3 separate regions of the Mus musculus genome follow, and regions 2 and 3 are each linked to region 1. A link is a loop called in an ENCODE intact Hi-C map of the cell type or tissue named here. Cell type or tissue: heart. All regions are shown on one strand. Region 1 holds the start of Kmt5b (lysine methyltransferase 5B). Region 2 holds the start of Ndufs8 (NADH:ubiquinone oxidoreductase core subunit S8). Region 3 overlaps Aldh3b2 (aldehyde dehydrogenase 3 family, member B2).

What was found. A loop is a pair of places that touch in the nucleus more often than their neighbours do. Peaks named below come from ENCODE experiments on the same cell type or tissue, not always from the same donor. Only the 100,000 strongest peaks of a DNase experiment are listed, where the experiment ranks them.
Region 2: it touches region 1 in a loop (5-fold over the local background); 4 of 42 quality-filtered maps call a loop at or near these places.
Region 3: it touches region 1 in a loop (2.6-fold over the local background); 3 of 42 quality-filtered maps call a loop at or near these places.

Annotation. Positions count from the first base shown.
Region 1 is chr19:3,764,318-3,772,317 of GRCm38, reverse strand. Kmt5b (lysine methyltransferase 5B) reads right to left here and starts at 4,429. Exons shown (of 11, transcript NM_001379678.1): 1 at 3,978-4,429. In heart, CTCF peaks have their summits at 2,775 (motif pointing left) and 3,493 (motif pointing left); DNase peaks (open chromatin) are centred at 3,397, 3,877, 4,167 and 4,437; H3K4me3 peaks cover 3,135 bases; H3K27ac peaks cover 2,541 bases.
Region 2 is chr19:3,909,388-3,917,387 of GRCm38, reverse strand. It overlaps Ndufs8 (NADH:ubiquinone oxidoreductase core subunit S8), which reads left to right and starts at 4,614. Exons shown (of 7, transcript NM_001271443.1): 1 at 4,614-4,678; 2 at 5,642-5,699; 3 at 5,772-5,822; 4 at 6,132-6,227; 5 at 6,318-6,490. The coding sequence starts at 5,642. It overlaps Aldh3b1 (aldehyde dehydrogenase 3 family, member B1), which reads left to right. Exons shown (of 10, transcript NM_026316.3): 9 at 1,995-2,094; 10 at 3,304-3,897. The coding sequence ends at 3,494. In heart, a CTCF peak has its summit at 4,977 (motif pointing right); DNase peaks (open chromatin) are centred at 2,647, 3,473, 4,517, 5,409 and 3 weaker places; H3K4me3 peaks cover 2,390 bases; H3K27ac peaks cover 2,409 bases.
Region 3 is chr19:3,977,128-3,985,127 of GRCm38, reverse strand. Aldh3b2 (aldehyde dehydrogenase 3 family, member B2) reads right to left here. Exons shown (of 10, transcript NM_001177438.1): 2 at 7,467-7,629; 3 at 6,957-7,067; 4 at 6,594-6,714; 5 at 6,390-6,475; 6 at 6,196-6,277; 7 at 5,512-5,898; 8 at 4,956-5,122; 9 at 4,337-4,436; 10 at 3,463-4,120. The coding sequence ends at 3,936. Gm52386 (a long non-coding RNA gene) reads left to right here. Exons shown (of 3, transcript XR_003952881.1): 2 at 193-373; 3 at 3,294-3,474. Among named protein-coding and RNA genes, the nearest start is that of Gm52386, 4.6 kb to the left of the region's middle. In heart, a CTCF peak has its summit at 4,569 (motif pointing right); a DNase peak (open chromatin) is centred at 4,577; H3K27ac peaks cover 1,615 bases; H3K27me3 peaks cover 588 bases.

The DNA.
Region 1 (8,000 bases):
ACCAGACTTTGTTCTGGCTTTTTGAAACAGGGTCTTACCATGTATTCTAAACTGACTTCCAACTTGAGAGCCTCATATCTCTAGAAGGCTAGGATTGTAAGTACAAGCCAGCCACTATGCTCACTTTGAAAAGTGTCTAGGAAAAAGTGGATTTCAGATTATACTGAACAAAAAATAATTTAGATATTGATCAGACACCTTTCCTCTCACTGATACTTCTAATCTTTAGGAAGCATCCAATTACTTCGGGGGTGGGTGAAGATTACAGTGAGATCTACTATTTAAAAAAAACTGTCTTTAACAATTTCCTATTAGAGTAGAAGGAAGAATGCAGATATGGAAAATGGATTTTAAAAGACACCCCCCCCATCTCCCAGTTAAAACTCCTGACCTGCTCAATAAGAACCCTTATCTGTACAGTAAGCTTATGGAATTCGGCCATTTAACTTCAAAGTTTGGGAGGTAGAGAGATAACTCAATGGTTATAAGTACTTGTTACTCTTGCAAAAGACCCAAATTCAGTTCTCGGAACCAACACAGTGGCTCCTAATCATTGGTAACTTAGGTTCTAAGGGACTGGATGTCCTCTTTGATCTCTAGGGGCACCAGATGCACATATTCGGGCACAACAACTCATACACATAACTTCTAATATATTTAAAAATCAGCAGGGATTTTAATTCACACTTCAAGATATGAGCCTTTTTTTAAATGATTTTACTATTTTAAATTATGTGTACGTGTGTGGTTACGTGCACATGAGTGTAGGTGCTCTTAGAGGCCAGAAGTGTCAGATTCCCTGGGACTGAAGTTACAGGTATTTGTGAGCCACCTGATGTGGGTACTAGGAACTGAACTCACTGACTGAGCTGCCTCTGCAGCCCGATATTTTAAGATTTCAAAACTGACAACTTGGGGCTGGTGAGATGGCTCAGTGGGTAGGAGCACCCGACTGCTCTTCCGAAGGTCAGGAGTTCAAATCCCAGCAACCACATGGTGGCTCACAACCATCCGTAACGAGATCTGACTCCCTCTTCTGGAGTGTCTGAGGACAGCTACAGTGTACTTACATATAGTCAATAAATAAATCTTTAAAAAAAAAAAAAACTGACAACTTATCCAAGAAAGACGCTGCTTTTGCAAACTGCTGCACTGAAGTCCATCAGTCAGTCAGTCTTCATGCCAGGAAAACAATGTTCTATCCACTCCAAAAACAAAGTAATTAAAGACAGAGAAAGCAAAGGTTGCATGGACATATAAAGCTGGTGTGTAGGCCAAGAACTACCTCCACCTGAGATACAAGTCCCCTGTGCTGTGTCTACAGTCACTCAACTTGTGCTCGGCAACCAATAATGTGAGCCCACAGAGGGATGGCATGTAGTCCCTTGTTTTTATAAGTAAAAAATGCTCTAGAGTTAACAAAGTCCCAGACCTTTTGACCAGAAAAAAGGATTTTGGTGAATAGAGAGAAGGTAAAGTTCACATGTGACAAGCAAAATAATGGATGGAATCATAATGATTTCTCTGAGAGCATCTGTTCTGCAAGCCACTGGAAAAGCACTCCTGAGGACACGGAGCTTCTCAGACACTATCCACAAATCTGCTGTACAACCAGACACATAGCTGGGCATTATAAACCTGTAAGCTGACAACTATGTAGGAGATTACATATGAGGTAAGATCCACTGATGACCAAAGGGAAACTTAAAAAGACTGCCCTACCCACCTATAAAACACCTGCTGGACTGCACAAACACCCCAGAACACAGCCCTCTCATCTGCATACATTTCTGCAACCCAGCCTTCCTGGGCATGGTCCACTGGTAACTTCTACAAGTACAGAGAGCCCAGTGTCACCACAGTGGGTGAAAATACATTCAAAAGAGCACTTGGGAGAGGAAGGAAAGTCCTTGGAAATGGTTTTTAAAGAGTTGGGTTTCAATCACAGAGAAAGGATGGAGGCCTAGTCTCCTCTTGAAGTATACAAAGTTAAGGGGTTTGTTTCTTTTCTTTTCCTCTTTTATAACAATTTTAAAGAACACTTTCAGTGGCACTGAGTAGATACAATTTGAAAAGCCTCAAAGAGGCTTGACATAGAAATTAACAAATTATCTCTTTCATGCTGTGACTACTGAGCACCTGTGCCGAGGTAGACCAGCTAAATCTATGATTCAACTATGATTCAACAGGCTCACAAGAAAACCAACGTACGTGCAATGGCAAAGCCAATCTCACCAAGCATGCAAAGACTTTCAGGGAACAGAGGAATCCTGGCTTCTGTGCAGGCCAACCAGGATGCTTCTTCATAAGCCTATGCCAGCAGCAGGCTATACTCTCTTGCGGCTTTTCTAAGGATGGATGTATGCTGGGACAGGAGAAAGCCAGAGACCGGATGGCCAAAAGGCACCAGGTATGGCAACTAGCATAAGTGAGCTTGGAAGAGGGAGTACAGTGTCCGATGTCGAGAGGCTATAGACTCAGAGTCTACTGTTTGCCCATGTATGACACCTAGACATTTATTTGCACACTTTAACCCTGGACCATAGGGGCTCTTAGTGAGGGACTTGGTCAAACCCACGTCTACATTGCAAACGTGTGTCTTTGGCAATTCACTCTTAAGGCATGGACTTCACTCAAAAGTCGTCTGTGGGGGCTGGTGAGATGGCTCAGTGGGTAAGAGCACCCAACTGCTCTTCCAAAGGTCTGGAGTTCAAATCCCAGCAACCACATGGTGGCTCAAAACCATCAGAATAGAGATCTGACTCCCTCTTCTGGAGTGTCTGAAGGCTGCTACAGTGTACTTACATATAAGAAATAAATAAATCTTTAAAAAAAGTTGTCTGTGATCATTTCAGGCAAAAAGAAAAACAATAACTTCTTCATCGCCTCTGAAAGGGCTTATGTTTTGTCTACTAATTACCCAAACTGGCTGGCGTTTCTGTCAAAATAAATAAATAAATAAATAAGAACGGGGAACAGTTACAAGGAGAAGCGAGTTCCTCTAAGGAATCCATCCACTCGGCAGCCTCCCAACCCCTCAGGCCTGTGTCAGACAGTTTTAAGTCTAGAAAGCAGGTTTAAAAAACAAACAAACAAATCAAGTCAGGCAATCCATCTTGTCTGCTCCTCTGAGAGGACTGTCTCAGAGTGAGCGCCATCAGAAAGTTCAAGATGAACTTCACGTCTCCTCCTCTCCTTCTTGCACTCTGGCTGAACGAGCGGATGACAGATCGAGTGACGCCAGTGCCACTGCGTGGGGCCCGAGCGACTGCCCCCCACCCCCACCCCACCCCCGCGCGCGACAGTCTGAGCCTGGAGCAACAGGAAACGAGGCTCGGGCCAAAACAAAAACAACCGAAAGTTCGGCGAGCCGGCGCGAGCAGATTGGGCGAGACGCTTGCCGGCCGCCCATTGGAGAAGAGGAAAAACACAGTCCCCCAATCCCGAGCGGCCGAGCAGCTCCCCTCGTGCGGCCGCGACCCGGCCCTCGCCGACCGCTACCGCTCCCTTCCGGCCGCCGCCAACACTGCAGGCCGTGCTCGCTCGCCCGGCCGCCCCGGCCCCGCAGCCCCGCCCCGCGGCCCGGTTCCTGCACGCACGCACGCACGCACGTACGTCCTCCGCGGCTCACCGCCAGCACTGCCGGTCTTCCAGCACCGGGCCCGTCCAAGAGCTCCGCCACCGAGCTCCCGAAGCGCCCGGCTACACTTTTTGGTCCCTCCAGAAAAATTAATCACCAAAAAATATTTCCTCAGAAAAAAAAATTGGAGAGTAAAATCCAATATGGCGGCACGGACGTAGCACCGCCCGCTGCCTCCGCTGACGGAAGGGGGGGGGAAATAAAGGAGTCCGCGTCCGCCGAGGGGCCCCCCCAACCCTGCCGCCACGGCCACCACCGCGGCCCGCGCCAAGCCCCTGTCCCCGAGCCCTGGCTCGCAGCGCCGGGCCACCCCCGCCTCACAGTCCTCGGGCCTCACCTCCACCTCGCGCGCAGTCGCGGGATCTGAGAGGCATCCGCCGACTTCGGGGCTTCGCGTCCTGCGTTCTCGCGCAGCGCCGGGTGCCGCCTCCGGTCCCCGGGCGTCCTCACCTCATAGCCCCCGAGCCTCGCTGCCGCGCCGCAGACGCGTCGCCGCCCCCGGTGAGCCACCCGGACACCGCCCGGGCTCGGTGGAAGGACACGAAAAGGAGTCCACGACTGACGGCGGAGGGACACCACGCCGACACCGAGCGTGCGCGCACCTTTGCTCCGCGCTAGTGGCCGCGATGGCTTCGACGGAATTCTGCGGGAAGAGGCTGAGAGACACCAGAGAGAATGAAGTTCCCTGCCGCGGCACCCGACAGCGGAGGCACAAGAGTAAATCCCCCCCACCACCACCACCAAAGAAACCACGTCGTTGCCGTCGCTGAGCCTCGAGGCGGAGGGATCGCAGCGAGAGTCGTTCGAAGATCCCTCCGCCCGGCTGCCCTTTAAATCTCGGTGGAGGCGGCGTCGCCGCGCGCCCGGTGGGCGCCACCTAGTACCCCGGCCGCTTGCTGCCCCGCGGGGTTGGCCCCCGCCCCCGTCTCGTGCGCACCTGCACCTACCAGGGACAGCTCCCGAGCTGCGATTTCAGGGGGCAACTGCGAGGCGCACGGCGCTCCGGGCCCGCTGTGCCTCCGGGGTGCACTGAGGGGAGGCGGCCGGGAATGGCGAGTTTCTTTGTTGTGGGGATGGGTGTCGTTGGAAGCAGAAACACCCTTCAAGACCATGTGGGCCACCTGAACGGTACCACGCGGGAGGCGGGGAGGGAGCGTGCTTTGGGTCCCCCGTGCTGACACCGGCCGCTCCTTGAGCACCTACTGAGTGACAACCTTTCCACGACGCAGCCACTCCTCGCCCTCTTCGGGCTCAACCGGCGCAAGAAAGGCGGTTTGGTCCTCCGGGAGCTTGGGGCGGAAGATCCGGAGTGGCTTGCACCCACGCCTGGGGTATGGTGAAGCCCCACCCCTTGGATCTTGCAGTTGGATAAGGGGTGCCTCACAACAATAACGAGGGTCACATCCTTGTCCCTAACCAGACGTCGTTCCCAACGATCTGGTGTGTCCCTTTATTTGTCCCTCAGGGTAATCCCCAGAGGTCGAGAGTATTGTGGGTTCCAGTTTACACACAGGGAAATTGAGGCATGGACTAGTTGGGTGACTTTTCAACTACTCAGGGCTGGAGCCAGAGCCTCTTATACACTATTCTATGAAAAACGCAGGCTTTAAAGTGAAGCAGGTGGTTGGGACCTGAAGGAGGTGTTTGAGGTTGTCACGTATTGAAGCAAACACCTGAGTGAGGTGGAGGGTGTTATGGAAAGGTACGAAAATGTCCAGGCAATGGAAAGAAAGAATGCAACTCCAGCGACACATGAGACAGGGAGAACAGCTGAGGCCATTGCAGGAGGGCCCCAGCCTGCCTCGGTTCCCTGCAAACACCACTACCACACTGAACACTCACATACCTTAGCATAGTAGGCATTTTCTAGAGGATGGCTCAGCAGAGTCAAGCAAATACCAACTTAGCTCCCATTGCCCTTGCCTCTTTGATCTTGAGTACTTGACGACGCTTGTTATCCCCTTCCATAGATGGGAAACAGAGGCACAGAAACCTGCTAAGGACACATAGCTGGGAAGGTATATTTCTTCAAAACCAGAATTCCTGTGCTGACCTCAGCTGTGTGACCTGTATCCTCAGTCTACAGACCATCTTGGGAGTGGGCAGTGGGCATAGGAGACCAGTCACAGGAGATACAGGGCTTGACACTTCAGGTCGACTTCCTGCCCTTTCCAGTCACCTGTTGCATCGGATCTATCCTGCTGTATTCCCTTTTTGTAGACACAGCTAACAATTCCTTTGATCTTAGTTTTGTTGTGTTTTTCTAGTTTCTTAATACCGCTACCCCACAAGACTTCTATAGGACTTGGCTCCAAATATGTGCCAGAGACACTAAAGTTGCTTCTGCCACGTTTGATACCAAATGCCAAAGAGCTGAACATACACGGGACACCAGATGGTGTCCCTCCAGTGGGCACCAATGGTCCTAGACTGACTTTCAGAGGTAGAATGCTCAGGTTCCAAGTCCACCCAAACTTCAGCAACCCTGGGCCCCAAATTCTCCTGTCTTCCACCTCAAAACAACAGCACATGACCCTTCAGGCTCACCCAAGCTCCCAGCTCTGTATAGCTCTTAAGTGCTTCCATTTATTCCCTGCTGAATGCCAGGCCAAGTGTAGGCATTCCCTTCCAAGGAAATGGACTGGGATTCTAGCCTGCCATAGAAGAACCCAAGTGAGCATAGCACAGCCTTTCAGCCTGTCCAGTGCTGTCCTTCCAATCCCTCAACAACTGCTGCTCTTCTAGCGGCAGCTCTGAGACCTAGGTAGACCATGATTGATGAAACTGGGCTGGGCTCAGGACCTTTGTTGAGCCATGCTGAAAGCTTGGGGCTTTTATAGGGCTTGATCTACGGAGGTCATGGCTGAGTTGGCTCTTGCCACAGCTGGGAGTTGCCCTCCTGGGGGAAACTGGAAATTAGACTTTCCTATAGTGGGAGGCCAGCTAGAGGATTCTCCTGCCAGCTGGCCCAGAGTAGGGATCAGGAAATAGAAGGCCAGGCACCTGCTGGGTCCCCACATGACAGGAGGCTCGGCATTTACAATGTGAAGCCTCTGGGTGCCCTATGGCAGGAGAACCAGCCACAGAGCTTGGGCCCCCCACCCAAACTGGCTGGACTCTGAGGGCTTAACAACTCTAAAGAAAGGCTGAGTTGGCGGGAGAGTCTCAGTCTGCCCTAGCAGAAACACCCTGAGGCTGACCAAAGGGAGCCCCAGCCAAACACTGGCAGGTCCCCTAAGCAAGCAGTGCCATTGCCAGGGCACTGACTAAGCCCACAGAGTCAGTTCCTGTGGTCAACAGGCAGGCATTGGTATGCCCAGTAGCATTTTAGTCACCCAGCCTGGTCCCGTGTTCCATGGTACCCCTTCTCCAAATGTTCATTTCACCAGTCCCCTTTTGCCTCGGGGGATAGCATCAGCATCCTGGGACCCTGTACTTCTTTGGAGTTCTTGCACATGGGGCTGACCATGGGATCTCAAGTTGGGTGAGTCATTTCTCAACCTCTACTTGTAAAGCAGCTTGGGTGCTTGGACTCTCTCAGATGGACCTCTCCAGCCTCTTCTCCAACAAATTCAAGACTGCTCTGCTGTCTTGAATCTGAAGCAGGTATCTGAAACTGGTGGGAAATGGAGATAGATTTGGGCATTCTGAGAACCTCTGGGTGGCTGGCTGGCTTCCTGGTCTTGGATAAGGGCACCACCAGGCCCCTGGACTGCCCCTCAGACACTTCTGTAACTCAGCTCCAGCACTCTTTCTGTCCTCCCTTATGCCTACAGTGACCTAGCATCCTTACCTCGCTACCTTTACAGTACCAGACTTGCTAGCCTGTCTATTAGCTGATACTCTTTTTGAACCCTTACTCCTTTGCACAGAGGAAGAAGGGATTGTTAAGTTGCTGCCTGTAAGCCTTCAGGGCTGTCCCTGGAGCGCCATGTTCAATTCTGATTCCTGGAAGGGATGAAGGAGGGGTTATTGAATTTTCCAGAGTTCCTTCAAGGGTAAGCCCATCTCCCAGATCCAGGGGTTCAAGGTTATTCAGTTGATGACGTTTCTGTTGGATACCAATGAGCTTGGAACAAATGTACAACATGAGGGTTTTGTTTGGGGTATTCTCCTGTTAGGGTCAGACACCACGTCAAGTGCTCTGTCTTCACTCTTAGGCTTCCTGCACAGCATCTTTTACCTCCCTCATTAACCCCAGGCCTTCTGAAGCTGTATGAATTCTTTGTATTTGTAACACTAATTTTCCGTTATGTACTAATTTATTCTCAAGAAGATACTTCTTTTTAAACACACACTCCATTCTTCTTCTGTGGTTGTAGCAAAATACCTGTGGCTAAGTGACTAGGTCATTGACAAG
Region 2 (8,000 bases), 150 kb before region 1:
AAACAAACAAACAAACAAACAAACAAGTCTACCAAATAAGGGGATGAGTGATAGCTGAGCCAGTAAAAATGTCACAAAACATGGTGACCTGAGCTCAATCTCCAAGAATCCTGTGGGAGAACAACAGACTCCCACAAATTTTTCTCCCAAAAGATCGTCTCATGGGCTGTGACAATAGAATGTAATAAAATTAAAAAAAAAAAAAACCCTACCAAATCAGTTACATACCCAGCTGTCACCATTCTTAAAATGAAATAGACTTTATCTATACAAAACTTTAAGTATACAAAACGCCATAAAGGCAGTAGACTTCCCGGCACCCCACAAGCAGCTCCCCATAGTCGAGCCAGGAGAGTATTGCAGCATCGCCACCACTGCCCTCCTGCATCTGTGCCACGGGTGCTCCGGATCTTGTGCTGCATGGCCTCAGCCAAGGTCTCTGCAATGTCCCCAGTGTCCTGGCTTCTCACAACTCCACGCCAGGGAATGGGATTTCTAGAGAGAATGCCTCTGGAGCATCAGAGCCACTGGAAGCTAAAGGGCGCCTGAGCAAGGCCGTGTCTGCTAGAAGGCTCTGCTGAGAGCTGTTTTGTCCTGTCTGGAGTGTCCGAGCAAGCCTCCGTGCTGGCCTTGAAGGAAGGGAGAGGCCATGTGCTGGAGCTCTCTCTATGGAGGGGACAACTGCCATGTCGCTGCAGACGTGTTCTAGACCTCATTTAGTCAGTTAGCACAGCCTCTTGTGTGTGCTCTCGGCTTAGCAGTTTGTCTGTTTTTTAATCATGCTTGTCTATATCTGTGTGTACATGCAGAAGCTGGAAGTCAACTTGCAGGAGTCAGTTCTCTCCTTCTACCTTGTGGATCCTGGGGTCTTAGGTCATCAGGCTTAGTGGCCGCTGAAACACGTCACTAGCCCCACTTTAAAAAACATTTTTTTCCTTTTACATTTATTTATTGTGTGGTTGTCAGAGGACAACTTGAGGAGTCAGCCTTCTCCTTCCACCATGTGTATGTTGGGGATCGAGTCAGACTGTCAAGCTTGGCAGCAAGAGTCTTTACACACTGAGCCATCTCAGCAGCCCTTTTAATGGGGTTTCAAATAGCTCAGGCCTTCAACTCACTATGTAGCTAAGGATTACCTTGAACTCTTGGCCCTCGCACCTCCACTGGTGTAATTACAGTCACATGCTACCATATCCAACACTGTCTGACTATGCAAGCCTCCAGTCTGTCCTGGCTCTGCCCTGTGGCCATTTCCTCCCTCATTCTACATGAAAGTCTCTGCTGGGACCATCTCAGACTCACCTTCAAACTTAGCCATTCCTCTGTGGGACCGTTAGAAAACACAACACAGCACTTTTGGCAGAGAGGGCCAACTGCCCCTCAGAGTCTCCTAAGCCCAGCACTGGTCTGAGACCAGGCTGGTTTCCAGCCTGCTCTCCCTCTGATGTGGCTGTTGCTCTGGGAAGCCTCAGGCTGAGGCAATGCTGATACCTGGTAGGATCCACTTCACCAGACAGGGCCCAACTCAGAGGTGTCATCAGAGTAAGTAGGGCAAACCTATCTCCTTTCCCTTCAGCGTTTGAGGAACCTGCAGACTGGAGAAAACCCTCCAGAAATTCAGGCAAGGCTAAGCTCAGGCTGCTATGCCCACCTGACCTTAGGGACCCAAACTCACCCCCCCCCCCCAGCTCCCTTTATTTCTCTTCCCCTTCTCTCTGGAATAGCTGTCTCATTTATACTAAAATTCAGTAGTTATCCCCCTCCCCTTCTCCCTCCCTGGGAAACCTCCATGACTTGACATCTCACTGTGTCCCTACTCTGCCCGTCTGAGTAGATGTGCCAGGTCCCCTCAACACCCTGTCAGGGACACATACAGGTGGATCCATAGAGAATATGCCCCAGGGTGGAGTTTGTGAGTCTGCCCCATTAGGGCCCCCTTGGCCCTCACTGAAACAAGGTCCGTCCAGGAGTGCTTTGCATCTTTTCTCTCCCAGGTTATCAAACAGGTGTTGGCCCGGACCAGCAGCGGGGGATTCTGTGGGAATGATGGCTTCATGCACATGACCCTGTCCAGCCTTCCTTTTGGAGGAGTGGGTAGGTAGCAGCAGAGCTCTGCCCTCCTGGGCTGACCCCCTACCTGCATCCCCATCCTGCTACCTGACCACATTAACTGCAGAAGATGTGCCCCCTTCTCAGTGCCCAGTGCAGCATAAGCCCCTCCCCACTGACTGTCCAACTAGCCTGCCTCTCTCCCACCTCCCTACAGTCTGTGGTGGAACTTTGCAGATATGCTTGCACTAAACATGTGGGTGAGAAGCTACAGAGAGATCACGTTGGTGGGTTTATAAAAACACACCAGTTGCCTCCAGCCACTGAGTTCTTTGTCTCTCCCCCAGACTTTGGCCACCCATCCCCACATAGTTCTGGCCTTCAACTCCATGGCAGGGCCAAATGATGCCTCCTTTAGCCTTCCCAAGTCCCTGCACACCCAGCTCTGGGTGTCTCTGTTTCCAGGAGGCCAGGCATGTGGAGATGCCCCATTCCACCCCCCTGCCACCCCCCGCCCCCAACTTCAAACCTCACAGCTATATTCCAGCAAGCCCACAGGCATGTGACCGGGACAGCTACTTCTCCTTTAGGTCGACTTCCTCACTGAAAGTGCCCTGGTCCTTCCACCCGGTCAGACTCAATATCAGAGCAAATGACAGCATTGTCCGGCTAGTCCTGGTCTGGCCTAGAAGTCCTGCTCTTGTTCCCCCTTAGTCTCTTGTGATGGCTACTGAACTTGAACCCTTACATGTTCCCCCCACCTTCCCCACTTACACACTATCTGGCTGACTCCATGATCCTCTGGCGTCCCTCACTTTAACAAGCCAGCTTCATTACTACCAACTCCACCCAGGCCATGTCCCCTGGACATTCTGGGTTGAGTCCTTGTTCCTTCCTAGACAGTAAGAGCTACACAGATTTGAAGATGTCTGCCACAAACCTAGAAAAAAGATGCCACTCTCACAGAGAGCCTGAGGCAGTCACTTGCCTAGAGTGTTCAGTATGGGGCTGGGATTCAACGTTGGGAAGCCTAGCTCCAGAATTCATACCCATGACCTCAGTTTGCCTGTCCCTAAGGGCACCTGGTAAAGTGGCTGGGGCAAGTTCAGTACTCATCCATAACGCCTTGTGATTAGTCCACTGAACACACAGAGAAACAGGCTAAGATAGCCTACCTGTCAAAGCCAAGTCTATGTGATGTCCCCTCAGTTGGCCCTTAAAGACCTAAAGACCCATGTTCTGTGCTGCCCACAGGAACCAGCGGGATGGGCAGGTACCACGGCAAGTTCTCCTTTGACACCTTCTCCAACCAGCGTGCCTGTCTGCTGCGCAGCCCGGGAATGGAGAAAATCAATGACTTGCGCTACCCACCCTACTCCAGTCGCAACCTCAGGGTGTTGTTGGTGGCCATGGAGGAGAGGTGCTGCAGCTGCACCCTGCTGTAAGCAGGGGTTTTGGGGTACAGGAGCCTGCCTGGGGCACAGCTTCAGAGAAGTGGCCTGCCAGGGCCAAGGCCACAGAGCAGTCTGCTCAGCCCTTCTTGGTGGAGCCCTCTGCCTCCTGGGGCTCCCCTTTTTGGACCTTTGAATAAGATAGGCTGAGGGTAGGAAGGCAGGAAGGGATGCAGTGACCATAGAATCTTCGAGAAAACAGAGCACTTCTGAACTACCCACCCTCTCGTGGATAGTGTTGCAAGGGAGCAGTGATAATCGGCACAGGTCATACTCTGTGACCAGGCCTGTCTGGGTCTTCTCACTCTCAGTTTTCTATCTGCACAATGGAAATAAAACAGCCTTAACAAAACAGCCTATCGTCGTGGAAGTATTAAACTAGGAGGGCTGACTCCAAGCTACAGGTGTCTTGTCTTTTTTGGAGTGGAGGTGCTGCCTCCGTGATAAGTCCAAGACCTTTCCCCAGCTACAACTCACCCCTCACCTCACAAGTTTACTCAGCCGTAAAACATTCCACCAGTCTGAGCTCCATGCTCCAAGGGATGGCGCTTCCAGCCACTCACCTGCTAAAACTCAAAATTTTTGACATCCTGTCTCTACACATGGCCTGGTTTTTGACTAAGTCAACATGTCCTTCCTGGCCTTCCAGATTCTACACCGCCAGCTTAGACACTACTTCCTGAAGGAAGCATTTCTGATCACTCCATACAAGGCATGCAGATTGCCTCATGGTTCTCTAGTCCTAGGGGCAGACTTGACAAAAGTCCTGCTACCCGCGGCCGTTACAAGGACCAGTGGTTAAAGCGCTTGTACGCTGTCGCCATCTTTGCAGTATTCAAATGAGCCCTACCCCTCCCGCCTCCCCGGACTGTAGCAGCGTCCCAAACCGAGGTCAGGAAGTCCCGCCTTCAGGATCTCGGAAGTCAGGCGCATTAACCTCTCTGATACAACATGGCAGCTCCCTACAAAACTTCAAGCATCTGCTCCCATCAGCCAATTAGAGAAAAATATAGTCCTGGGCCCGCCTCCTACAGGACCCTAGGCCAATCAGACCAAAGAAGGAAAGGGCACTATGGAAAAAGGCGTGAGAAGCTCGCCCAATGGCAGCATCCTGAGCTTAGGCTCCGCCTTCCGGTTGAACCGCATCTGGGCCAGGGAAGGAGCCGCAGCACTTCAAGGTGGGTGGCCAGGGCAAGGCGGCGAAGACAGGGTCTGGGTGACGCAACGACAGGGTTGAACGGGGTGTCACCGCTGACCTTATGAAGTCTGGGATCTAGCGCTTCGGCTCGGGACCCGCGGCTTGTGCGTCCTTCCCGAGCTGCGGACCGGAAAGCCTGCACCCTCAGGCGCATGCGCTGCCTCGCCGGCTGCCTTCTGCGTTCATAGGGTCAGAGGTCAAGGGGAAGGTCTGAGAGAAAGTGGTAGGTTGGATCCAGGATTGCTTGGGGTCAAGAATTGGCCGACCCCTACAGGTCAAAGGTCACAAGAGGGCGCTAGAGCGTTGGTGATCTGCCAGACTCTTGGTCAAAATCCCCTTGTTTGCATACATCCCTAATTTTCGGGACCCCTCTTCCTACATTGTAATCCAGAAACTGAGGCCAGGGGACATCATTTGCCCAAGGTCACTCTGCAGGTTGGGGAGAGTTCCAGGAGCCCCTTGGGTTGAGGAGAGGAACTTGACCCTGGTAATTATTTAAATCTTTAAGGGTTTTCTGCAGGTATCTCCTGGATTCCTGTCCTGGTTCCAATGACATTGGGTAATTTGGGAGCAATCACTTAACATGACAGGATGACAGGGTCTATGACATTTGACATGAAGCCTGGCTCAGAGTTATCAGGACCCACTAGGAGGACCCACCAGAAGAACCATCCAGGCTCCTGAATACACTGGTGGTGGTCAGGGAGCCTTGGTGTGAGCGGAGGATGAGGAGTGGACATGGGGAAATGGATTAAATAGGTTGCTTAGGAACTGCAGAAATAGAAGGAACTTGGGGTGCCCAGGAACTGTGAGTCAGCAGAGTGAGGTCAGATTGAGGGTTAGGGGTGCTGGTCTTGAGTGGGATTGTGAGTGAATGGGGCGTAAGGTAGAGGTTCAGAGGAGGGCAGTTTTAGACCCTTCTCTTCCCTTCTCCATGTTCCAGATGTATCGCCTGAGCTCATCAATGCTGCCACGGGCCTTGGCCCAGGCCATGCGCACAGGTAGGGCTAGAGGCCTTTCCTGGGGGTGGGGGAGCAGAGCTTCCTGGTGTGAAATCACCTCTCTCCTTGCAGGACATCTTAATGGACAAAGCCTTCATAGCAGCGCAGTGGCGGCAACGTACAGTGAGTAGCCAATATTCTGACTTGAGCTTTTCTGACCGTCGTCACACCCAAGGCCCGGGAAATTGCTTTGCTAGGGACCCTCTGTGAGCTCTAGTTTCCACTCTGAAAATGAAGGTAGCGATCAAGAGAGACTGTGACTCAGTCACTGTAGTACCATCAAAGGCGGGAGGCATGTGACAGGAAAGAGCTGCTAGGTTATCAGGACCCACTAGGAGGACCTAGGTCCCTCACTCCCTGAACTTGAAAAGCTTTGCCTGGGTGCGCTTCCAAAGCCAGCTTCCATTAACCTCCCTCCCTGACCTCCTGCAGAGTATGTGAATAAGAAGGAACAGGAGTCTGAGGTGGACATGAAGTCCGCAACTGACAATGCAGCTCGGATTCTGATGTGGACAGAACTCATCCGAGGTGGGTACCAGTGAAGAGGGGAGAGGGGAGAGTCAGGCGTGGACGGCCGGAGAGGAGAGCATCCTCTTACCAGCTCTGTACTACTCCCAGGACTGGGCATGACCCTAAGTTACCTCTTTCGAGAGCCTGCCACCATCAACTACCCCTTTGAGAAGGGCCCACTGAGTCCGCGCTTCCGTGGGGAGCATGCACTGCGCCGCTACCCATCTGGAGAGGAGCGTTGCATTGCCTGCAAACTCTGTGAGGCCATCTGTCCTGCACAGGTGAGTCTGCCTTCTAACTACTAGGCCCTAAATCTGATCTGACCCCTACCTTGATACACTCCCCCGGGAAAGACCCTTCTTTTTTCTTTTTTTTTTTGGTTTTTCGAGACAGGGTTTCTCTGTGTAGCCTTGGCTGTCCTGGCACTCACTCTGTAGACCAGGCTGGCCTCAAACTCAGAAATCCGACTGCCTCTGCCACCCAAGTGCTGGGATTAAAGGTATATACTACCACCACTCCTGGCTCTTTTTTCTTTTGAGACAGAGTCTCACTATGTAGCACCAGCTGAAACTCATTGTGTAGACTAAGCTGGTCTTGAGCTCACAGATCTGTCTACCTCTGCCTCTGGAGTACTAAGATAAAAGTATGCACTGCCACAGACACCTGACATTGTCCTTTTCTCGCTTGGCCTAACCCTGACCCTGTGTGGGGGACAGTGAGTCCTTAATGTCAAGTGCTGAGTCAGGAAGCCGGCTGGGGGGCGGCTCCATCCCAAGCAGGCCACGTGGAGTACTCATATCCTACCCTGGGAGTCAATAATCATGTGACATTTGAGCCTAGAGGCCATGGCGTGGTTTCAGGAGCCCTGTCTGTGTGGCCATTCTGTGTTCAAGCTGAGGATGTGCAACAGGAGTGGCTGCTCCCCAGAGCTTAGCTGCTCCCCAGAGCCTGGCTTTCAGTTATGCTGGTGGGTGCTGCACAGAATGCCGGAGGCTGGGACTATTTGGAAACAGGAAAATGCAGTGATGGCTTTGTTGTGTCTAACATGAGCTCCAGCAGCTGCAGCCGTGAGACCTGCCCAGGGACACTACCTAGCCCGCCATGCGTAACTCCAGCTCCTAGCTGTGCCTCAGCAGCTCAGTGATGTCTGGCATGGCTCCTAGGTGGTGTGCACTCTGCACAGACAGGCTAGGCTCCTTCCCCATATTCTCCCTATAACGGTAAGAGTAGCCAGGAGAGATTTTCTTCCCACTGTTATAAACACAAAAGGCTGTGTGCCTTTGCTGGACATGGTGGTGCATACCTTTAATCCAGGCCAACCAGAACTGCAGAGTTCAAGCTACACAGAGAAACTCTGTCTCGAAAGAAAGAAAGATGTATGCCTCCTGAGGCTCTACTGTGAGTAGCAAACTTGCCACTAGGGAGTATCAAGTTCCTTAAAGGTCCTCCTGGCCTGTAGTTTCCAGGCCATCCCTTCTTACCCTTAGCTGGCATATAGCTGTCCCCTCAGAAACTGATAGTTAAGAATATACCTTAAAATTCGGTCTGTGTCCCTCATTGCTATGTGAATTCAGGAAATCTTTCAATCTCTCTTAAGTTTCTCCAACAAATGGGGATCGTTAGCAAAGTTGTTCAACATGACAGTAATTGGGTACTTACTATCCAGGGGCCCTCTTAGGGCCACACCTTTTCAGGGAGCAGAGCAGATCATAATCTTTTCCTTGTGGGACAGGAGGGTCACCTGGCAGAGACTAATGGGGCCACGTGAGCGGTGGCTCCTTTGGAGGGCTG
Region 3 (8,000 bases), 210 kb before region 1:
GTCTCCTTCAGGGACCCTGCCCTGCTCCAGCCTGAAGCCTTGATGGTCAGTCTGAAGCCCCCCCCCCCCAACCACCACCACTCCAGCTGCTGGGGTCCTGATGACTCCCATAGGGCCTTGCAAATAGGAACTGCTTTGCAACTTGGCTGTTTATGGGGGGTGGGAGGGTTCAGCTTCCTTCCTTCCTGCCAGGAGGTTCAGCTCTGTGGAGGCCACAGTGAGTTAGACCCCTGAGGAAAGAGATGGCTTCTGACAAGCTGTGTCACCTGGAGAGAGGAAGCGTGTTCCCTGGGCCTTACATGGGAAGTGAGGGTGAGGCAGCCCTGAGCTCAAGACAGCAGTGGGGAGTACGGGAGAGCAAGAACATCCCAAGGTGAGCGAGGGCTGGAGCCCAGCATCTCTCTAGTTAGGGAAACTGAGGCCCAGAAATGCATCTGAACTAATCTACTGCCACCACACCCTTAAGCTGTAAATCTTGATCCAAGAGGGTCTGTGGCCTGAGATCCATGCCTGAGAATCATGGACCCAGGGGGTTTGAAGTCCCAGGCTTGATCCTCCACTCTCCTGATCAGGCTGTGGCTCCTTTTGTCTGCTCAGCTCCTCTGGCCTGTCTGTCATATCTTGGTAAAAGTCTGACAGCCTTGTTCCCTGTGCCTGGTCTGCTGAGCCCTCAAGAAATGACACTGGCCACTGTCTTACCAGCTCTTCTCCAGACTCCCATCTCTGTCTGTCCTTCACAAATGACCTGCTATCTCCCTGAGTGAATCCCAAAGTGACACTGGGGACATGAGCGTGTGTCATGTGTGTCATGTAGGGCTTACAACATCTGCCTGGTGTTTTCCTCCCAGGGCTGGTAGGTGACAGTCAGCTTTGTCTTGCTTTGAAAAAGCTTTGGATGCTGTGTGGAAGCCAGCCCTGGGGACTGAGCCAGGAAAAGAAGGACCCATGAGGCTGTGCCAGGGACCAGCCAAGAGACCACATGGCTTCCACCTGGAGAAGTGGGGAAGAAAGGCCCTGGGGAGATGGGAAAGGGGTGTGGAGAGGAATCTAGCCAGCACCACACCTGAGAAGGGTGAGGGCCCAACTGGAAATGGAGACCTGGAAAGTAAGCCACATGTGGACTGACCAGGAGGCTTGTGGCCAGGCCACGTGTGGACTGACCAAGGTCCAGGACCTGGGTTTGATGATGTCTTCGTGGGGACACTTTCTCTCTTCTCAAGGGATGCATGGCTAGTTGAGGGGAGGGAGAGAGAGGAGGCAGCTGAGCGGTGACTGTTCTCTGCCCCTCAGCCCTTCCGCAACTGCCTTATTAATTCGATTCAGGAACCAGGCAGGGACAACTCTGGCTGTCTACTGGGGACAAGACGAGCAGACAGAGCTGGCTTTTGTCCTCTTGTGTCTGCTTTCTAGAGAACAAATGCTTGGATAGGAATAGACTTCAGGCCATGCTGGGGCAGAGAAACCTGAGACATCTCTTTGTAGTCCTCCGGAGGCCATTGAGAACCCTCTGAGTCCGCAGGCACGCCACCCCACCCCACCCCCACCCCACACACACAGGGAACAGCTCTGCCTTTGCCTCTTCACTGTGTTAGGTCAGACTTTCAGAACTTGGTGCTGCCTGTCAGGAGCTGAAGCTGTAACAGCTTAGGGGACAGCATCCTGCTTTTAAATGAGGCGGTGATAAAGGATCCATGACGAGAGCTCCTTGGAATGAAAGGGTTGACAGGGCTACACAAATCCATCACTGAAGAAAGTCAGGACAGGAACCTGATATCAGGAACTTGGAGCAGAAGCCATGAAGGAGTACTGCTTATGGGCTTGCTCCCCATAGCTTGTAAGGAAGCCTGCTTCCTTACCCACCCCTGGACCAACTGCCCAGGGATGGAACCACCCACAGCAAGCTGGGCCTTCTCCATGAGACTTATTCATCAAGAAAAGGACCCACAGACTTGCCTACAGGCCAATCTGATGGGGATATTTTTTTCTGTTGAGGTTTCCTCTTTCCAAGTGACTCTGGTTTATGTCAAGTTGTCAAAACAAAACAAAACAAAACACTAACACAGCCCACACAGGGCAGGAGGCCACTTGCTTGCCATGGTCTGACACAGATATATGCCTCTACCTGAATCCTGCCTACAATCAGACATGACCTCCCACTCCACAGCTGGGGTCCTGCTGTACGCTCTGCCTTTCCATCACCTTCTCTGTCGTCAGTCCCTTCATCTCTCACTCCAGAGCTGTCCTATGGCTTCTTCTTACTAACCGAATGCCCTGGGATGAGTGAAGGAAGATGCACCTGTATTGTCTACTTTCTTATGGCCTCCCTAGTACCTAATGACCACTGTGGGCCCAGCACCTACAGCTGGTCCCACATGACCCCACTGGAGCCCCAGGGTGGCTCCCAAACCTGCCACTCACCTGTCCCCATGCACTTGTCCACCACTCTCATCATCTGACCATCTCATCCGGTCAGCCATCATCCACACAAGCAGGTACCTCCTCTCTTTATCGTTCTCTTCTCAATCACCTATAAGCCCCTGCTATGTGCCTCTGCTGTGTCCCCTATGTACCATTCTAGAGACTCCATCACCCCAAATTTCTAACACCACACTTCTTTAATTTTCTCAACTGCAGGCCACGAGCTCAGGTTTGTTGAGAGTCTAAGGATGAGGAGCCCAATAGCCAAGGCTGGGAACTGGAAGTGGCTCCAGGGCGGGGACCAGGGAAAAACAAGGGGCCAATCTCAGGGCCCAGGCATCCTGTCTACCCAGCCTCCAGCCCTCAACAAAGCTGTCCCTCAGCACTGCCCCCGCCATCCTCCATGAGCTTAACACAATTCTGTCTTGACTCAAGGCCTCGGTTTCCCCGTGTTTAGATAAAACCTTCAGTTTTTGTTTGCTGAGATAGGGTCTTTACATATCCCTGGAATCACTTTGTAGACCAGGCTAACCTTACAAAGGTCACAAAGATCCACTTGTCTCTGCCTCTGCTGGGATTCAAGGCATATGCCACCACACCCAGTCCAAAGCCTCCACTTTTAAAGATTTTGTTATTTTCCATGTATTAGTGTTTTGCCTACATGTATATCTGCACATCACATGTGTGCTTGATTCCTGCTGAGGCAAAAGAGGGTGTTGGATGCCTTGGAACTGGAGTTCGAGATGATTGTAAGCTGCCATGTGGGTGCTGGGAACAATTCCTTTGAAAGAACAGCCAGTGCTTTTAGCCACTGAGCTACCTCTTTATCCCCGAGTTTCAAATTTCATATTCAACCTCTCATTATATCTTTCTAGGAGCGGAGATGTGGCCAGTACATATTACACACTCCTGCCGGATCCAGAACAGACATAACTAATCAACCATGCTTTCCTTCTTATTCATGCTGTTTCTTGGCTTGCCATTCTATGAACTACCATTATAATGTCATGTCTGCCCCTTCTGGTGCCATGAGCCAACAGTAAATCTTTTCTCCCTGAATTTGCCCATGTGAGGTCATTTAATAGAAGCTACAGGAAAGTAACAAATGAACACACTGAGATTCCACCAGTAATTCTGATTTGAGGTCATGATCATGTCACTTCAGGTGGGACAAAGCCACCCTCTAGGTATGGATGAAGTTGTGAGCAGCTGCTCTGTCTTTTGGGATCCTGTTACGATCTGACAAATTAAGTCTGCCTTAGTCACCAGATCTGCCCAAACTTGGTGAGGGGGCTTCTCTGTCTAAGCAGAAGAGCAGGAGGCTGCTGAGGATGCTGTGCTATGGAAAGGGGTATACATCTGCCTGGCTGCGGGTACATTCAGAAAACATTCCAGAAGTGGGGTATTCACAGGCTGGGCCAGACACCTGCCTTTCAAAAACCACTGGGGACTTGGAAGCCGCTGAAAGCTCAGGTAGGTTGGGGCAGGGAAGCAGGAGAGAGGAGTCAAGGTGGCATTCACAGGAGGGTGCAGCTCCGGGAGCCTATGGCCCAGCTTATCAGTTGTTGGTTCCAGGGACCATAAGGCGGGTAACGGAGGTCATTAAGCTTTTCCATCCCAGGGCTGCGCAGCAGGCAGGCACGATGGTGGGAGAAGGTGTCAAAGGAGAACTTGCCATGGTACCTGCCCATCCCGCTGTTGCCTGCAAGGACACACAGAGAGAGTGTGAGGGCAGCACCTGGGCAGCCCCGCTCGCCAGCCTGGGAAGCTCAAAGCTTGCAAGGGAGCTCAGAGAAACGCAGGGCAATCAAAGAACGATTTATACATAGGGAACCTGAGGCCATAAGAGACCCAGAGCCTGGATCCAAGTGGAGTAGCAAAGAACTTTCTGGGATGGAAAGAGGGGGCAGGAACTCACCAACTCCCCCCAAAGGCAGAGCTGGTAGGGTCAGGTAGAGGAAGCCATCGTTGCCTCCAAAGCCACCGCTGCTGGTGCGTTCCAACATCTGATTCACCACCTGAAAGAGATGGAAGTGAGCAAAGGTTGGTGGGTGAGTTCTGACAGTCCACCGGGGAATAGAGAGTCCTCCCTTCTGCACTGCCTCCCCCAGCTCCTCCTTACACTGAGCAGTGCCTTATTTTAAGCACTCACTAGGGGGCGCACTTTACAAGGCCTATTATTAAAAGCATGAGAAGGTTATAACTGAAAGAGCTTGGATCCCCACTGCAGCGAGGCAAGCACTGCCTGTGAGGTCCTCTATGGTGTTGTCCTTCAATCTCATAGGAGCTTGGCTTATGAGGAATTTTGCACAGCTTAGAAGGGGGAGGGGCCTCCCTAGAACGCCTCTTACTGCCAGCAGAGGACACCTGGCACCTGTGGCCCTGCCTGTGCCTGTCTTCATGTGTCTTTGTGCAGTATTCAATGGAACCAGGCTATCTGCTAAATTTTGCAGCATTAGTCTAATGCCCTAAGCAGTGGATGTGACCAGTCTGTCCCCTTTTCACCCACTCTGTGGCCCAGCCCCAAGAGGCCCCACCTGGTTGTTGTTGGAGAAGGCATACAGCGCCAGAGGCTTCTCCCGCCGGTTGATGAACTCAATGGCTTCATCCAGGCTTCTCACAGTCACCAGGGGCAGGATGGGCCCAAAGATCTCCTCCTGCATCACGGGCTCTGTCTCCTGCACGTCTACCAGCACTGTGGGGGCTGAGGACAAAGGGAGATACAGCCTTGCTTGTTGTCATGGTGAGGATGGGAACGAAGTTCCAGACTGGGCACACTCAGGATCTGAACCTCAGGATTCCAGGGTCTGAGTGTCCAGGGACCTGACCTCCTGGGACAATGGAAAACAAATGGAAATCTGAGCCCAGACACCTGGGGTCCCAGCTCAGTGAGTCTAAAGCTGTGGGACCTAGGGTTGTAATTGAGGAGTCACAGGCTTAGGTGCAGTTATAGCACAAAAATAGGTTAACTTAAGGATGCAAGGAGTCATGCTGAGGCTGACAACCAGGGTCCAACACGGCCCTCTTCAGTATGAAGGGTCTCAGCCCAGGTGGGCTGTGTGCCAGGGACAGGGACAGGGACAGGAGACTCACCAATGTAGCGCTCTCCCTCATCACTCTGGCCACCGATGGCCACACGGCCACAGCCCAGCAATCCCTGGAGCCTCTTGAAATGCTTCTGGTTGATGATTCTGCCCAGGTTGGGGGAGGTCTGTGGGTTATCTCCATAGAAACGCGTGATGGAATTCTGCAGGGCAGGCACCAACCGCTCCTGCATCTCCTGGCTACACAGGATATAATCGGGGGCCACACAGGTCTGGCCGGCATTGAAATAGCGGAACCAGGCCACACGGTTGGCCACTGTCTGGGGGTCGCAGTTGTCATCCACATAGCAGGGGTTCTTACCCCCCAGCTCCAGGGTGATGGGTGTCAGGTGTTTGGCAGCAGCAGTCATGACGATCTTGCCTACCCGAGGACTTCCTGAGAACATGGTCAAGAGGCACCTGGTCAACTAGCATTACCTTTGGCCTCCCCTGGCCACAGAGACCTTTCTCAACCCAAGTTCTGGGCTGTTCCACCTACCTCCTAGAGTCTGCCTCCATCCTGACCACCCAGAAGCCAATCTCCAAGATTCTCAGAGGGCCTGGAGAGCCACCCTCAGGGACACCTCCACCTCCTGATTCATCCCCTCCCCGGCCTATGGCCTTACCCACAATGCTTTTGCACCATATTATCTGCTGTCCCCCTACCCCAGGTCCTGGACAGGGCTCTCCTTACCTGTGAAGAAGATATAGTCAAATTTGTGTTCCAGCAGCTGCCTGGTCTCCTCGGGTCCTCCCAACATCACAGCAAAGCAGCTCTACAAGGCAGGAAGACAGCTCAGGAGGCAGACTCAGGGCAGGAGAACCTCCCCACTGGCCAGCACAGGGGTGTGGGTGTGCCAGCTGCTTGACAGGCAAAGCCATGCTCACCTGGTCCAGATACTGGGGCAGCAGCTCTGCCAGCACCTTCTCTGTGTTCTTGCTAATTTCTGATGGCTTCAGCACCACACAGTTTCCTGCCAGGAGCCAGTGGGGAAGTAGTGAGGGGAGGCTGGTGCTTGCACACTTCTTGGACCTCTGGAAGCCTTCTTTGGGAAGACTCATCAGACTAGGAGGGCTCAGAACCCCACTCACCTGCAGCAATGGCCCCCACTAAAGGTATGATCATCAAGTTCACAGGATAATTCCAGGGTGCAATGATAAGCACCAGGCCAAAGGGCTCTTTCCGGATGAAGGCTGAGCTCAGCTTGGTGAGCTAGGATGCAGAACCATAGTCAGGTGTCAGATGAGTAAGAGCCCGTCTAACACACACACACACACACACACACACACACACACACACACACACACACACCAGTGCCTGGGTGATGGAGTCTCCACATGAGAAGACTGGCTTACTTTGGACTCAAGGGCAGGAATGGGCCTGGGGCAGGCTGCCCCGTGCCCTGCCACCCCACTTTTGCCTTCACTCACCATCCCTCAGCCAACAGGACTCACCAAGTTGGTGGACACAGGCTCGTCCTTCATCCAGGTCTGCAGGTTCTTGAGGGCCAGGTCCACCTCATTCTCGCACAGGATGATCTCACTCATGTCTGACTCGAAGCCTGACTGTGGGGTAAGGAAGTCAGGTTCAAGGCTGGGCTGGGCCTACTGTTTGGATAGGGCTTGGGACAATTACATTGAGCTTATAAAAACAGTGTGGTTGTCCCATGGGGCTAATCCTGAACTGCAGCTGCCTCTTCTGAGACTTTGGGCAAGCAACTTATGCTGAGTGCCTCAGTTTCCCAATTTGGTAACAACTGTTAAGCTGTTATGCTGGCCCCTCAGGGGGTGTTCCGTGTGTTTAGCTGTGTTTAGCTAATGCTGCAGTCTGTGCATAGAGCAAGGGTTAAATAAACTGGGATACTTGCTCCTCCTCAAGGGCACAGATGTCACAAAGGATTTGGCCCAGCTTGGGAAGGGCACAGCTGTCCCATCTAGATGCCCCACTCATCCCCCATACAGTACCTTGCCCACGTCCTTAGCCAGTGCATCTTGCAGCAGCTCTTTGTTTTCCTGCAAGAAGCGACCCAGGCTCCGCAGCTGTGCAGTCCGAAACTCAGTAGGCCGAGTCCGCCCTGCATTGAAGGCCTCCCGCAGGCTGTGCAGTGTGGCCTCAGAGGGGCCTGCCCTGCAGGATGGGACAGTGTTCATTGGTAGTTTGTGCTCCTGTCAACCTTGGGGGAGAGCTTCATCAGCCTCAGGGCCAAGGCAGCCTCCCAGTACACATCAGCCATAATCTACTTTCCCATCCTCCCCAGCCCTATCCTCCAACCCCGAGGTTTATATTCCCCCCCAAAGACCATAGGGACCAGTGGCCACATAATGGAGTTGTATGCACATGCGGTTACTGTGTATTTCTGATTTTCGTTTTATTTTTATGACTTTTTGTTTGTAGTTGTTTGAAATAAATAATTTCATAATTTTCCCTCTTTTTTTCTTTTTTTTTTAATTAGGTATTTTCCTCGTTTATATTTTCAATGCTATCCCAAAGGTCCTCCA